2 separate regions of the Mus musculus genome follow, and region 2 is linked to region 1. Evidence: chromatin loops called from intact Hi-C (ENCODE). Cell type or tissue: heart. All regions are shown on one strand. Links, peaks and the distances in the headings refer to the core of each region. The heading gives the core; the rest is flanking DNA. Region 1 holds the start of Tsen15 (tRNA splicing endonuclease subunit 15). Region 2 overlaps Colgalt2 (collagen beta(1-O)galactosyltransferase 2).

Region 1 (8,334 bases), core at 294-8,293:
CATTAAGGAACTGTTGGAAAAACCTAAATTCCAAAAGATTGGAAAATCTAGAGAAAGTTGACAGAAATATTTTCTCCCTAACTTAACAAACCTAGCAGATATAAACAACATAATAGATCCACAGAGGGCCTGGGAATGAAGCCGTGATCCCCAACAACAACCACACTCCGGCCTGACTGCACTGTGGAGGCTGGGAACTCCAAGGGGTGGTAACTGATTAAATGTCGGGGAGCTCTGTTGAAAATGAGGGGGACAGAGGTTATTCAGGAGAAAGGAAGCCCTTTTCCTCCTCTGTCATTTTTCAAACACAGGATCTCCTGCTACCTTTTAGAAATTAAAAACCTTTACTTAGAATGCCAAGCAGGAAATACACCTTAAGCTAGGCACAACAATGGTGATCATGAAAGAAAGGATGGGTGCATGGGGTTATACTCAAATTATGATGTTACTTGTTAAAGCGTACCTTAAAAATGTCACGGGGTGGATTTAAAAACTGGAACATACAACCAATGAAAGATTATTGACAAAAATATAAAAAGAACTTATAAAAGTGAAGAAAAAAACAAGAAAGAAAGAAAATCCACAAAGAGTCTAACAGGCAAGGATCTTTTAAACTAGGACAAAAGTCCTCGCTCACCTATTATGGCTGAGGGAAGCAGAAATGGGTGTAGGCACCACCGTCTGCAGCCCTTCCCCTTCGATCTCAGTGCCAAGGAGGCAGATGAGTTGTAGTTCTGGTATTCCTACACAGTTTACTTCATGCCAACTTTTACCTGAAAGAGCATCAAGAATGGACATATGCACTCATTCAAAAGCAAAGATAAGCATTCTAAACTTCTAATACTCAGCTGAACAAACTGCACTCGTAATATTACCTCCTCTCTTTGTTTTTCTAATCTTTTCCATGACCTAGTAAGTCCCAATGTAAATCAATAAAGAAATGTAAAATTAACTGGCAAAATTAATAATAAATGAAAAGATGTTTGCTTATTATATGTGAACAACCCTACATAACAACCCAATGCCCCAACCTCCCACACCCCAATAGCAAACCAATATAAACAAGCAACTTACTCTCCATGAGATCCAGGTAAACCAAGAATGCTATATAAACTTGGGTGGCATCTCCTATATCTAATTCCATCATTTCTAAATACTGAAAATCAAAACGGAATTGTTAAATAGAGAAGAAAATAATGGCTCAATATTTTCTTTCATTTAACAAATATTCACTAAATATATGCATATAAAATATATATACATATATGGACATAAACCATCTTCTGGATATAATGGAAGTTAAAAGAATGTAAGGTCTTATCTCTGCCTCTAAAAAAAGAAATCTACAATTGTTAAATACATCCATGCAGTCTCCCTTCATGCAAGAAAAACACTATCTTATCAATCACCAAAATCTAAGGATATTCAGGTCCCTTATATAAAATGCAAGAATATTTATATATAATCTGTGTAGTCTTTAAACCATCTATAGGTTATTTTAAGTGCTACATAATGTTTAGAAATAATAATAAAAGTCTGCACATGTACAATGTAAAGGATATTTTTTTCAAATGTTTTCAATTAAAAATTATTTAGCAAATCCTCCATTCTGGAGGACTAGCTATACTTAAAGCTGGTAGGTAAATGACAATTATTAAAAGCATGAGTTATAAAACAATAACAGACTAGGTCAGAGGAAGTATTCTCAGGGCATGAACTGGTGATCTTTTCATGACAGAATAGATGCAGTCAGCCTTGCAGGACTTGAGTGTATGGAGAAGCGCAATGGTCCAGTGGGAGAAATTATGGCAACCAAGAATAAGCTACAGAAAGTCAAGTCTATAAAGAATCATTGCCACCAGGAGCAGAAAAAAATTTAGATTTTCATTGGGCTACGTTATGGGATGCCTCAATTTCTCTGGCATCTAATTTGCATATAGAAAAAAATCTGCTAAATTCTGAACACCTCCTGCTCTTGAGTGGGAGTTATTTGAGCTTTAAAGAAGCAAATTACTTCTTTCAGACTTGCTAGCTGTAATAGGAAAATCCCAGGAATCTACCCCTGCAGGGAGGCCCTGGGCATCCACACACAGTGGGGCAGGTGTGGTAAGGCCCTGGCCCTGGGCATCCACACAGTGGGGCAGGTGTGGTAAGGCCCTGGGCATCCACACAGTGGGGCAGGTGTGGTAAGGCCCTGGGCATCCACACACAGTGGGGCAGGTATGGCTGATCAGATATTCCAGAACCTTGAGAGGGCAGACCTAATTGGCTGCATGATAAATGTGCAGGTTCAAAAGAAGGACTTTACGTGCCCCAGATCTCAAAAAGTGCTTGACAGTGGTACTGAGACATCACTTTGTGTTAGGCTACAAGGTCTAATTTGTTGTTCCTGGAAGAAAAAAAAAAAATCAGGAAGATTTGGTGGTTTATACAGCCATTAAGTTCAATGGGAAAAGAATCTGCAAGTAAGAAAACTGTCTAGAGGCAACATCAAACCTAGATGGAGTTTCAATGGGTTACTAATACTTATATAGTACTTTTTATGTCAGACACCTTATAAACATTACCCTATGAGGTTAAGTACTACCATTATCCCTATTTTTTAATGAAGAGAGGTAAATATACCGAGACACGTCAAAAAATTGAAACAGAACTGCGATGAAGTCAAACAAGTCAAAGTTTACCAACTTTGAAACAGAAATAAGATTCAAACTTGGGAAGTCTGAACTGGCCTCCATGTTCCTAGTCACTGTTGATGTCTTCTCTGTTTCTCTCTACATCCTCCCCTGTCGTTATGGTAACTAGTGACATTCCCACGCTATTGTTTATGGAGTCGATGATGGGAAATCAAAGAAAACACCAAGCATAGATGGGCGTGATGGCTCACACCTTTAATCCCAGCACTCGGGAGGCAGAGGCAGGCGGATTTCTGAGTTCTAGACCACCCTGGTCTACAAGGTGAGTTCCAGGACAGCCAGGGCTATACAGAGAAACCCTGTCTCGAAAAACCAAAACCAAAACAAACAAACAAAAACAAAAAATAAAAAAACCCACCAAGCTTCATGAAGTGCTGAAAGGTTCCTTTTTTAAGATTTGTATTTACAAATATTCGCTTTCCTTGATTGTTTTAACACACTTATCCGACTCAATAACTCTCAAAGGGGGGAGTTGCCATTTTATTAATGAACCAGTCCTGGAGGTCTCTGTACAGCCTTCATTCATTATCAGCAGACTGCTTGTGGCTTAACGGATACAAAGTTATCAATTTCCCAAGCAGAAGCAAGCAGAAGGTTATCCTTATTTTCCTTGAGGCCAACACAGAAAATACAATGTCAATAGTTCTCTGGCCTGTACAAGAACTTACTCAAGCTTTCCAAGAAAGAAGAAAAATTAGGATTCTGTCCCCATACAGAATCAAGATGCACACTTTGGGCCTAAGGCTAAGTGTAATACGACTGTGCCTAAATACATTATTTGCGGACTCCTAGATCTCAGCCGTAGTCCACAAACTGTTTCTGATCGGTTAGCTGTGGACTCAGCCCATCTCAGAAAGGACTACATAGTTAGGAAAACAGGTATTAATGGAGGGCTCATCAGCGGCCTCTGGGTTAAGAGTGGCCTTGGCAGCATGACAGGAATGGTGTTAATCTATACTATATAACTCATATAAACAAACAAAAATGACACTGCGGGCGACCAGTGGCCTTGCACTCGGGGGTCCCCCCCTACCCCACGCCGCGAGGCTGGCGTGCGTCCTCCGCCGAGACGCGGGCCGGAGAGGGAGCGCGGTGCCGAGGGCCGGGTCGGCGCCCTGCTGGCCTCGCGCCTCCTGACCTTAGGGTGTGTGCCCATCCAGGCGTCCTCCGGAGCCCATGTGTGGGCGCCGCCGCCATCGCGAACGGGAGCCGGGCCAGGCCCGCTACATCCCGGGGTAGGTTTGGAATCGCTGCGCTCCTCCATGCCGCCCGCGCAGAAAGCCGTGGTGCACCGCAAACCCCGCTCGGCCAGAAGCAGACGGTCCAGCGCGCGGGAGTTCCGCTTCCCGCCGCGCACACTGGGCGGAGAGTTGGCCGGGCCACGCCCTCTGACTAGGGACCGGCACCAGCGCGGATGAGCTCCGCCCCCTCCACCTTCCCTCTTCACCACCTCCAGTCTGGGCAGGTTGTAGGGTAGAGAAAGTTAACTAATAACCTGAATTCAGAATTCTTCAGCCCTTCATAAACCCGTGCTCTCTAGCTTGAGAAATGAAGGATTCTTAACCCGTCTTTGCCTTCAATTCCTGGGAGCAGAAAAAGACCCCATTCAATGCCCTGCTGTCGAAGTTTAAAATTAAAACACAGTTGTAAAGCAAGTCCATCTTTCAAGATTAGAAAAAAACATGAAGTGTTGAACGGGTACTGAGAACTAACGTAAACAAATGACTTAAAAAGCCAAAGATGTGACCCTTCAGACTGATGGGTAGGACATGGCAAGTGGGTTTGGATTTACCCTGAGTAAGAAAGGAGCCAGTGGAGGTTCCTGGTATTAAGAGGAGTGGTTACAAAGCCACTATATTAACCAAGACCAAAAAGGCTTCCAAAATTAAAAAAGTACCAGGCAAAAGAAAACTTGTGATTCAAAACGCAGTAGATTAAGAATCTTGTGTTGAACCAGGCAGTGGTGGCCCACGCCTTTAATCCCAGCACTTGGGAGGCAGAGGCAGGTGGATTTCTGAATTCGAGGCCAGCCTGGTCTACAGAGAGAGTTCCAGAACAGCCAGGGCTTCACAGAGAAATCCTGTCTCGAAAAACCAAAAAAAAAAAAAAAAAAAAAAAAAAAAGAATCTTGTGTTGAAACAAAACTTTGATGAGACCATTACATCCATCAGCAATGAAATACAACAAACCATATTTTTAATGGATGGAAATCTCAAGGGTCAAATCTCAAAAATGAAAATTTTTTTTAAAATCCAAATAGGTATTCTGTAGTTCAAGATTACAGTTTTGGAAATAAAGATTTCCAGTGGGTGATTTTTGACAACCAAAATGGAATTTGGGGGGAAGAGCAGGTGAAGTTGCAGATAGATCAAGAGAAATCACTACAGATGAACAAAGAGTGAGATGTTATTTTCATAAGTGTGAGGGTGGCAGGGGGCAAAGTGCCAGGCTTAGTGGTGAATGATCATGATCTCAGTATTCAGGAGGCTGAAATGGGAGGATTGTGATGTTGAGCCCAGCTGAGTCTACAGAGTGAGTTCTAGATCAGCCTGGACTATAGATCAAAACCTGTCACAGTAAACGAACACGCAGAGAATGAACAACGCCTTAAGGAGTTGCCCCATGTTAGTGAACTAATAGGAGAAGGAGGTAGAAAACACTGAAGAAATGATGGCCAATTTTTTTCACAATTTCAATGAAATAAATTTGCCATTACAAAATGATAAAAAAAGTACCAATTAAACGAGACATGAGTTCCCATTGTTGAAGAAAAGAAAAAGAGAAAACCTTAAATATATCAGAAAACTAACTACGAGCAAACTCCACCTACAAAGATTCATATGAAATCATTATTTTTGCCTCCATAAAACAGCTGTTGACACATTCTCCCAAAAGCAAATACTACTAAAATTAGGAGGCTCCCTGAAGCAGCAAACACTGACACTAATTCAAGAGATCAGAAATGAAGAAACTCTCCTCTCTGGCTCCTAGAGCTTAAATCGGTCAAAGAGTTAATAGCATTTGGTTGCTAAACTGAGAATGGAGATCCTGGAACTCAGGAGGGAGATCTGAGAGTAGATTCTATGTGAACAACACTCCAACATCTGCAAGGGAAGATTTTCTTTTTTTTTTTTTCTTTTTTCTTTTGATTGGCTATTTTATTTATTTTATATTTCAACTGTTATCCCCTTTACTGGTTTCCCCTCCTATCCCATCCCGCTCCCACTGCTTCTATGAGGATTACCCATCCACTCTCGACTCCTTGCAATGGCATTCCCCTATACTGGGGCATCAAGGCTTCACAGGACTAAGGGCCTCTCTTCCCATTGATGCCAGACAAGGCTATTCTCTGCTACATATGCAGTCATGGGTCCCTCCATGTGTACTCTTTGGTTTGTGGTTTAGTTCTTGGAAGCTCTGGTTGGGGGGGGGGTGTCTAGTTGGTTGATATTGTTGTTCTTCCTATGGGGTTGCAAACCCCTTCAGCTCCTTCAGTCCTTTCTCTAACTCCTCCATTGGGGTCTCTGTGCTCAGTCCAGTGGTTGGCTGTGAGCATCTGCCTCTACCTTAACAAGGTAGAGCAAGGGCTGGAGGGGTGCTCAACACTGACTTTTCTTCCAGAGGTCCTGTGTTCAATCCCTAGCAACAACATGGTGGCTCACAACCATCTGTAATAAGATCTGATGCCTTTTCTGTTGTGTCTGAAGACAGCTACAGTGTACTCATATATATAAGATAAATCTTTTAAAAAGTGGGGGAGGGTAAAGGATAACCAGAAGAGTGGAGGGGGGAGAGAGCCCTGAAAGGGTAATGAAAGCAGTAGAAACGTTTTATAGGTAGATTAAATTCTATTGTGTAGAAAAATAATGACATATGCACACTTTATATAAAGTGCTTCTGACTTTTAATGCCACTGTCTATTTAAGAGGTGAACAAAAAATGGAATTTATTTTCTGCTGGATTAGAGAATGAAGATTTTAAAGTAGGTCTTGCTGGCTGGGAATGGCTAAGAATAAACACAAAGGATTCATGCCTCTCAGAGAACCTTGCATTTAAAGCACAGAATCAGAAGGACTCTTGTGGCAAGCTTAGAGTGAAATCTACCAGACAGCAGGGTAGAGTTTCAGCTCTGATAGGCTGCAGGAATTTTCCATTTGTAAATGCTTCAATAATTCATTAGAGTAGAGTACTGAAGGGCATAGAAGGGGAAAGCTGGGTAAGCAAGAAGCAGTGAACACTGTTTCCCTCCTGAATACTATGTGTAAGCCTATTCTCTGTAACCTGGCACTTGCAGCATTGATTTCCCAGGCTGATATTTTACCCAGACCATTGTATTCCTACAAGAAAATCAGTGATATCTATGCAGAGATACATTAATTCAGTTAGTCTCAAGAGAAAAAGCCCACACTAAATTGTGATTCAAAGTGTGTTGAAGAAAAAGAAGGCCTTTTGCATAGCATTGTGTAAGACACTAACTCCAAGTTTTAAAATATGTAGCATTTTAGAGCTACATATTTTATGTAGCCTTTTATTCATTAGCTTTTTTATTATATCTATATATGTGTGTTGTAATTTATGTTTTGCACACAAGCCATACGACTCCCCATTCTCTTGTTTCAAGAGTAGGTGAGATACTAATTCTTCTAGAAAATATTTGGAAAGTGTGATGGTTTGTTTATGCTTGGTTCAGGGAGTAGCAGTATTAGAAGGTGTGGCCTTGTGGAGTAGGTGTGTCACTAAGGGTGAAGACTTAAGACCCTCACCCTAACTACCTGGGGGTCAGTATTCTGCAGCCTTCAGATGAAAATGTTGAACTCTTAGCATTGCCTGCACCATGCCTGCCTGGACACTGCCATTCCCCTGACTTGACGATAATGGACTGCACCTCTGAACCTGTAAGTCTTTATAGTCAAGAGGAGAAGGAGACTATTGGGACAATTGATGCAGGTTAGCTGGAGCTAAGAAATTAGTGTTGATTAAGAAGAGATCAGCATCACTGAGGTGAAATCTTCTTGGAAGTGTTTTCTGAGAGCACAAAGGAACTGTGTTCCAGAGGTAGCCAAGGTTGTACCTCATGGTGCAGCTGTGCTTGGTAATATATAAGAGTCACCCAGTTGATACTGGGTTTGAAGGCATTGAAGGGGTCATGAAGAACAACTGAGGTTTGGCATTGTGAGAGGTCATGAAAGGCCATTGGTGAAGGTACAGCGTCAATTGCAGTTGATGACCCAGGACTGAAGGGATCATGCAAAAGATTTGTGGCTTGGCACCATGAAAAGAGCCTATGATATTGGTGAAGCCTAATTGCAGAGGAAGACCCCAGTGTATTAGAGATGCCAGTACCATGGGATGATCACCAAGAACAGCAGCAGCAGTCAAGTGGAGTCAACCTGAGCTTAGAGTGCTACAGAGGGCAGAGCTGGAGAAGTGATGCCAGCCCAGAAGATCATGTGTGGATCTCAGACACTGAAACAAGAAGCTGTAACATTGAAGTTGCCCTGGAGACCCCAAGATTTTTGAGATAGCAGAGACATAGGATATCTCCTGAGGAAAGCTGTTGATAGGGACTGGAACCAGACCAGGAGAAAGAAGCTTGTTGCAGTCAACAAAGATAAAAAGGAATTGGAGATCTGAAGAC
Region 2 (8,334 bases), core at 261-8,260, 120 kb after region 1:
TCTAATATTCAACTTGGAACTCTTCTCTTCTTTCCATCTCCTTACAGTTACATCGGTCGAAAAAGAATGCAAGTCAAAGAGCCAGAGAAGGCAGTGCCCAATGTTGTAAATCTCGTCGAAGCTGATTATTCCTACTGGACCCTGGGCTACGCCATTTCCCTGGAAGGAGCACAGAAGCTTGTCGGAGCCGATCCCTTTGGGAAGATGTTGCCAGTGGATGAGTTTCTGCCAATCATGTACAACAAGCATCCTGTGTAAGTCTCCTTCCATGGCCACCTGTCCCTTGGTCACATACTGTTCACAAACTTAGCCTCCTGGGTGGAACTTGGTGTTTTTATAGTTGTATGGGTTTCCTAAAGAATCCTTTCATAATTATAACCTGGAAAAGTTTAGTAGATCTTTGAATGGACAGAAAGGATGAGACAGAGGAGGTAACTGCCTTGTCTAACATCCTCTTCATTACTCAGTGCACAGGATAATGGTCTGCTCAGAATCTACTTGTCTATGTTCTTCTGACTTTCTAACTTCACATAACTGAAGCTAAAGGTCATCTTTCTTAGGCCACCCTAGATTTATTCTAGCTTCACTCTGCTCACCCCATGTGTGTAGCACTAGGTAGTAGAGTACACATCCTCTTAGTATTCAAACCCAGGGAGATAACACAGACCCGTGAACAAATCATCATGATGTCTCATGACGCTCACTCATAGTCATGGAGGTGGCAAGAAATTCAGGGGAAGAGAAGATGGCATCTGAGCCAGATATCCAAGAAAGGAGGAATACAGTACTCAATGCCCAAGGCCCTGCTGACTGACCCGATACTTATCAAAGGGTCTAGTAAATGGCAGTTACCTGTTAGTCCTCACAGTGGGCTATAAATTCTTAGAGGCAGAAATAGCCACACATCTCTTAGACCCTTAGAGTATTTGTAATAGCTGCTGAAGCAATGTGTCCTAAAATCATGAGTGGAGCAGGAGGCCAGGTTCTGACCTTGATCCCTTCTCTCAGTTGCTAAGTGATCTCCAACTCGGACCTTCCTTTTAGCTGTTGAGGTCCCCACGATACAGCTTGATCATTTTATCTTGTCACCAGTAAAGATGGAGCTATCTGCCATCTTTTACACAATATGCGTTACCTCTGTATACTGACAGAGATATAGAGTCAAGCCACTATCTCCTGAAACAGAAAGGAACATAGCACTTAATTCTCCTGTGGACAAAGATACTGTATAGATATCCTTCACGTAACTTTCAAGGAACCCTTGGAGGAAGCAAAGATGTCCCTCTAGTTTTACAACTGCATAGAGCCAGGGCAGCAAGCAAGAACTGGGGTGCGATGGCCAGCTAGCATGCCTCCAAACCTTCTCCATGTCCCTTACCCCATTGTGGCTCTCCAGGTCTCAGATGTCCTCATTTCTTTATCAGTGGAAACAGGAATGGAACACTGATTGAGAATTGGTCATGTTTATTTATCGCTGTGAGTCCAATAGAGTTGATGTCTTACCTTTCAGAGTAAGACTTGAAGCTCTTTCACTAAACTGTTCTACCCAACCGCAACCGGTTTTGCTTGTCTCTACAGACCTTCTCAACACTTTAAAGAAATCCTTTTTGTGTTTGTAGTCTAAGGTTCTCCACAATCGATAGAACTTTACAAAAGCAAGAAATGTACCCAGGCAGTTTCAGAGATGACAAGCAGGGCTCTCTGCCTTCCCCATTCCCTGAGACTTCTTTCCGCCCCTCATGTGGCTGTGCACCTCTTGTTTACAGGGCTGAGTACAAGGAGTATTATGAGTCCAGGGACTTGAAAGCCTTCTCCGCAGAGCCTCTGCTCATCTACCCTACGCACTACACAGGCCAGCCAGGCTATCTGAGCGACACAGAAACGTCAACCATCTGGGACAATGAGACAGTGGCCACTGACTGGGACAGGACACACTCCTGGAAATCCCGGAAGCAAGGACACATCCGCAGCACCGCCAAGAACACGGAAGCACTTCCACCGCCAACTTCCCTGGACACTGTGCCTTCAAGAGACGAACTCTGAAAGCTTCCTGGGTGTGTGGTCTGCAAGGTTCATCACTGTCTGGATTTTCTAAAGGGCTACTCATCTGTTTGCTCCAGTTTGGGGTTTTGTTTTGTAGAGATGGCAGTCATCTAATCAAGTGGTTTGATGTGACTCATCAAAATTATATCATTTGTATAGTGAAGAACAGAGAAATTAAAAACCAAATTCCCTAGGAAGCCATTACTGGAATATCTAGGTTAAACTTCAGTCCAAATGCCCAGTTCTGCTCACTAGCTAGAGAATGCGGTTAGCCACACTGGTGTGGCAACATGGCTCATATTCTCATCCAAGAAATGGCACCCCAAGCTGTCACATCAGTAAGTGAGCAGTCAACACAGACAAGCCAGTGGACCTTGTTTACTAATCTAAGTGGTCCATTTTATGTGGCAGATGTGACCCTGAAATCATCAAGCCATCTAGACTACATTTATTCATCTAATTGATGTGACCTTGAAAACTGTACTATGTAACAAGTGTCTGGGAATGGGGAAACCAAACCATTAATTGGGCTTTTATTCAAAGGAGCTCTGTCATGAGTTTGTTGCAAAGTGGATGTTTTCTTCTTGGCTTTATTATCCCATGGAGTGAGAGCTGGAGCGATGGCTCAGTGGTTATTATCCAATGGAGTACGTAACTGGCTTGGGTAGCGACATGGGCTCTTGACCATCATGGCAGCTAGAGTGTTCATCAAAATGTCTAGGTGCCATGTGGCTATAATATTTAGATATTTATGGGGGAAAGATCTAAACCCTTGGCATTTGTATTGTGGCTTAAGTCCAATATGTCTATTTATAAAAAACTGTAATATATACAGGTTGTGAGGGATGGGGTGACCCAGAACCTCACACCTTATATGTCACCCCTTCGCCTGGGGAGGAACTGCAGGTGTGAGTGTAATAAGTCACTGTTGATGAGTTTAATAAGTCACTGTTGAGGGTCAGAATACATTTCAGCCTCACACTTGTCCTCGTTTTGGATTTTCATTATATTCTGAATTATTTATTTTACCAAAGTGGAAAAACCATCGTCTGTAGGGTGAAGCAAGCAGAGGAACAGATGTCTCAGACTCTCACTGCACACTGGGCAATGTCAGTATTGACACGTGAGTCTGCGCATCTGAATTGCCTGAATTTCCCAGCTTGGCTTTTGCAGGGAAGACCGCTGGTGAGAAGCTAACCAGTTAGGAGTAACTTATTCTCCAGTGGATATATAAGACACTGGCCTAGACAATAGATTTAAGTCAACGATCCACAGCTCTCAGAGCCAAAAATCCTAATTAGACACCTTTCTCCAAAAAAGTCCCCTAAAACTTTTTCCTAATTCTTCATAGGTAATTTAATGTCAGGTGCAATGCTGGACTGTGTCACACACAGTGTCAGGATTCCCAGCCAGCTGTTGAGAGTGCTTGTGGTGCTTCACCTCAGCCACCCTTCCTTCCTGGGTATGATTCAGGCTTCTTGACTGAAGCTGAGAAACCAGGCTTATCCAGCCCCAGCTTGTGTCTTCTCATCTAGAGAAAAAGAGAAGAGCATTAAGGAGCTCATGAGGAACCCTAAGTGGTTCCTAAGGTCTCCTTGGGTGTTCGGTATTTTGTTTGTGATTTGAATGTGTGCAAGAATGCCTGGCTTTAACTGTGTATTTTATAGGAGTGGGAGGTGGCTGGGGCACTGGAAGTGAAGGGAGACTGAGTTATGTTTTGTGTTGTTGTTGTTTTTGTTGTTTTCGTTTCTGTTGCTGTCTTAATGGGTAACTTTCTCCCGTTTGCCCTGTCAGCTGGTCTGACGGATTTAAGAATTTTCATTCTTAAAAGACATTGGATTTCAAAGTTTGAATTCTAGATTAGGACCTTTTCTAACTGTGAATAAAGTTCTGGTTCTGTTAGTCTAGCCCAGCCTGTGTTTCTGCCTGCTCAGATTTGAGTCCCTTGTAATATTCTTGTGAACTATTACGAACTGCGAATCTAGCACTTTAAAAAGCCATCTTTTTAGCAATCCAGATAGCTTGCCAAGCCTCCCTTCTGCTCTTCAACTTAGACACTGGCCATTGCGGTGAGTGACACTTGAGGCCTTCGGTACAGAGCTCTGTCTCTGGCCCTGGAGCCCGCTCTTGGTGCCTGAGAGGCTGAAGCCCATGCAGATTCCTCTCAGGATCCAAACTGTGATCTTCTGAGGGAAAAGCCTGACCTTGATAGTGTAAGCACTGCCCTGTGGGCTGCCCCCTGCAGTCTGCAGAAGACTCATCCTTGGCATCCCTTGGGCACTTGAAGGAGTGGGCATCCACATACCCTGGTCTGTCTTGCTGTACTGTTTCAGCATAGGGAAGAGACCAGCTGCCTTCTGGAGCTCTCCATATAAATAAAAGCAAATGTTCTAAATTCCTAAATTATGCTTGCTGCTTGGCTCTTCAAACCCTTGCCACTGACCAACACTACCAGGACTGCCACATCTGCATCAGTGTTGAAAACCAGAGAGCATCCGGAACTGTCATGGGATCCCAAGGCAAATGAGACAGGGCAGCTACTGCCCTGCCCATGCTGTGGGAGCTGCTGTGGGCAGATGAGTAGCATTATGCAAGCTGGCAGGGATTATACCATATGTTCAAGGCAGAAGAGTCCCCCTAGAGGAAGTTGAGGGTATGCCATATGTTCAAGGCAGAAGTGTCCCCCTAGAGGAAATTGAGGGTATGCCATATGTTCAAGGCAGAGTGCTCACTGTTGTGCTAACACGTGGTCTATCTAACCATTCAAAGATAAAATGGTAGGGAGAATGACTCTAGTATTTCAAATCAAATCTCCGCCCCCGCCCCAAGTCTCCAGAACCATGTGTGAGCATGACCTGGTTTCAGGCCCTGTTTGGGGAATGGAAACTCTCAGGAGGCAAGGGCAGGTGCCCACCTTTGTGGGAATCCAGTCAATTTAGGAACCACACAGGCAGGTAGCTGTATTTCAGAGACTAAAAGGGGGGAAAGTGGGTTCTAGCATCCTAGAGGATTGGAGCTGCTTTTTCAGCACAGTGGAAGGAGGGCCTGTGAAAGACCATCCAGCGTTAATGGGAGGATGGGTGGGAGTGTTGGGTCCAATGATGGAACTGGACAGAGGTAATGCCGACAAGCTGACTTGCTTACATACTGATTGTGAAGACAGAGGCTGCTGTTTGGGGAGGAAGTCTAGGATTCTAGGTTTGGTTCCTGTCTGGACAGACAGTGAAGATGCTTCTGGGATAAGATTGGTGCCTGAAGCCAGAAAGGTTCCCATTCGGGCACAAACCTGTTGATCTTACTATTTCTCTTTACGGTTGGAACAAGTGAGTAAGGATGACATCCCAGGAGGCTTTCCACAGTGTATGCCTTCACATCCTCCAGCAAACAAAGCCGTATGAATAAGCAAGGATCGTCTCTTCATCAAGGATTGCTGCAGGGGAGGCCTTCATCGTAAAGAGCCATGCCCAAATTTACAAGAGAGGGCATTTTCTCTTCCAAGTCCTCCATATTCTCTTGACACCCACACTGAATCAGACTCTGAGTCACCCACTCTGAGTTCAGCCCATCCAGGACTCCATGTTTTCTCTTCCTGTGGACCAGAATCCTGGTTCCTCACTCCTAGCGGTATGCAGATGGTGCCTGGTACATAGGAGACCAGGAACCACAACATTCATCCCAGACTCTGCTGTTTCTCCTTCTGGAAAGCCATGGGCTGTGGACCACCATCCTGTCTTTGTCTTGACTCCTCTGAGTGGCAGACATGCCAGCTGTGCCCACGCACCCCCGCAGGGGGCAGGACACAATGACACCACAGTGTGTTTGAGATACTCTTTCCAACCAAGGAGGGGAAGGGAATGATCCACAAGCGATCGATTGCCTTGACTGATATCAATCAAAATAAAGCTGAAATGAGGCAGAGGTCTTGAGAAGACGAAATGGAATGACTTACACCAGAGGACAGGCAGCCCTGGAGTTTGTCGGTATGGTCATACAGAGTTTCGCAGGGCTCTTTTCTCCAGAAACAACCTGCTGCCTCAGGGACATTCTCCTAAGTGTGGCTGAGAGATGAAGCCGGAAGGTGAAAGGACTCGTAGGGTCCTCTGTGAACCTCAGGTGACAGACCCCTCAGCACAGGGCAGCTGAGGCAAGGAAGAAAAGCCTAGGGTTTTCTGTTTGCCTGCTTGGAGAACGGTGGTGGCTTTAGTAATCATGCTACCAAAGACTGCACGGAAAATGGCACCTCCTCTCATGACAAGGACAGGAAAAGATGAACTTGCTTTAGTGTTTAGGAAGAAATGTTGATGGAAGTGTTAGACACTGGGTGGGACCTAAGGGTCAATGGTGAGCTATGCCATTCAAATTTGGGGAGACAGGAGGCTGACTTCCTCTCTGCCCTATGAATTTACTATAAATTCTCTCCTGCCCCCCTTCTCCATCCATGTGTGTGTGTGTGTGTGTGTATCTTTGTCCGTGTGTGTGTTTGCTTTCTTTCTCCCACTGCGCATGTTCATAATTAAAATGGTCTCACGTGGGCTGCCTCTACCACACCAATGATGCTGCTCCTGCTCAAACCTGGAGCCATCCTTCCCCTGACCTGAGAAGGGCAGGAAGGTGGAACGAAGAATCATCTAAGAATCAATTCTCTGGACTTTTTGAATAATCTACATTTGTTCTTAGACCCCGCCCTAGTTTCTTCAGCTTAGTTTCCCCTGAAATGGGTGTGGAAGTCAAAGGCCATGTGGGAACACTTCCAAGGTCTGAAGGGCATCTGCTTAGAAGCCCCTGGGGACCTTAAGAGAGCTCCTCTGCACAGTCCCCAGCCCAGCGCTGTCCAGAATCACGATCCTGGAAGAAAGATGCCCTTTGGGCTGCAGTGGACAGCTTTCTGTTTCTTATAAGTTGTCAGTGAAGATGGGGAACCAGACGTGTGGAACGGGCATGCATGCAGACTGCAGCTGACTCGCCAGAGTGCTGCTGGTGTGAGCAGCAAGGTTTGAACTGCTATTCTAAACCAGCATGGTAGTGTGAAGACTTGAAGAGGATTGTATGATTGTTCAACCTGGCCATGCAGGAGGAAACCAAGCGGATTTGAGGGGAGGGACTACCCATGAGTGGAGAGGAAAGTGGGAGCCTGCACAGCAAAGTCCTCATGCCAGAGGGATCTCTGAGACAGAACGACAGGACAAGAGGAGAAAAGAGAGTGCCAGGCCATGCTTGGAGGTAGTGATCTTGGTGCAGAGACTGGACAGGAAAGCAAGCAAGTGGAAACCAGTGGCAGAAGGCAGGTTTAATGGTAGTGGTACCAGCCTAGTCTTTAAATTGACCACTTTATCCTTAATCCTACCACAGTGGGAAGCTGAGGTGAGCTTAGGCCTGTGATGAAATGGTGGGACAGGAGTAACCTGGATTCAGGCATGCGAATGCCTTTGGCGCCAAAGCCCCTTCCTACAGAAAGAGGCAGAGATTATTCTCACAGAAGAGGACCCAGGAGTGAGCAAGGTTCTCCCTACAGGTCTGCAGATGCAGAGGGCATCCAGGAAGGTGGGGGCCCTCAGAGGGACACTCCAGCACAGGGCTCAGCTCGCCTGTCAAAGGTCCTCACTTGCAAAGCCTGAAGGCTGGCCAGGGAGGCTGCGCAGAGCCCACATGCCTGTCTTCATGAGTCTCTCTGGATCACAGACAAGAAACAAGCTGCCAGAGCCCCAGATGTGCTCCAACTCCGTGAGTCAGACAGCAGCAGCAGCAGGCTAAGATTTTTCCAGGGTGCTGTTCCACACATGGAAGCTCTACCCCTGTGATTTTCCCGTCTGGAATGGGGGCTGCTCCCCCAGCCAAGAATGTTGGGGCTCCCTTGCCCTGGGCCTGAAGGAAGACTGCAGCCAGCTGAGACTGCACTCAAATGAAGAGCTTTTTGTGCACGCTCTCTCACTCTGAATAAACCTCGAGGGATAGGAGTGCCTGTCAGTTACCGCTTCTCAGCTAAGGCAATGCTAAGTATAGAACTTGCCTAAGGTAGTAAGCGACCAGGGAGCCTGTCTTCCCAGCAGTCCGATCTGCGCTCTCCCCCCCCCCCCCCCCCCCCCGCACAACACAAACTGCAAACTACAGCCCCAACAAAATGTCTGATAGCTCTAGCTCTCTCTCTCCCTCTCTCTGATATATCTGATATACTAATTATTCAAAAAGTTATCAAATAGACATACCGTAGTGTACATTCTCAGATAAGAGTCTGTTGAAGGCTTGGCTGTCTGCTGTCATATAAATGAGGATCATGGATGTCTGAGAGAAAAC

Evidence for each region. A loop is a pair of places that touch in the nucleus more often than their neighbours do. Peaks named below come from ENCODE experiments on the same cell type or tissue, not always from the same donor. Only the 100,000 strongest peaks of a DNase experiment are listed, where the experiment ranks them.
Region 2: a loop joins it to region 1, with 7 times the contacts of the local background. A loop is called at or near these places in 6 of 42 quality-filtered maps.

The regions. Positions count from the first base shown.
Region 1 is chr1:152,382,625-152,390,958 of GRCm38, forward strand. It overlaps Tsen15 (tRNA splicing endonuclease subunit 15), which reads right to left and starts at 4,058. Exons shown (of 5, transcript NM_025677.3): 1 at 3,835-4,058; 2 at 1,075-1,156; 3 at 638-773. The coding sequence starts at 3,960. In heart, for the core only: a CTCF peak has its summit at 4,042; a DNase peak (open chromatin) is centred at 4,017; H3K4me3 peaks cover 1,201 bases; H3K27ac peaks cover 740 bases.
Region 2 is chr1:152,506,746-152,515,079 of GRCm38, forward strand. Colgalt2 (collagen beta(1-O)galactosyltransferase 2) reads left to right here. Exons shown (of 12, transcript NM_177756.4): 11 at 48-254; 12 at 1,767-3,950. The coding sequence ends at 2,043. Among named protein-coding and RNA genes, the nearest start is that of Gm51749, 29 kb to the right of the region's middle. In heart, for the core only: a CTCF peak has its summit at 4,713; DNase peaks (open chromatin) are centred at 4,676 and 7,756; H3K27ac peaks cover 515 bases.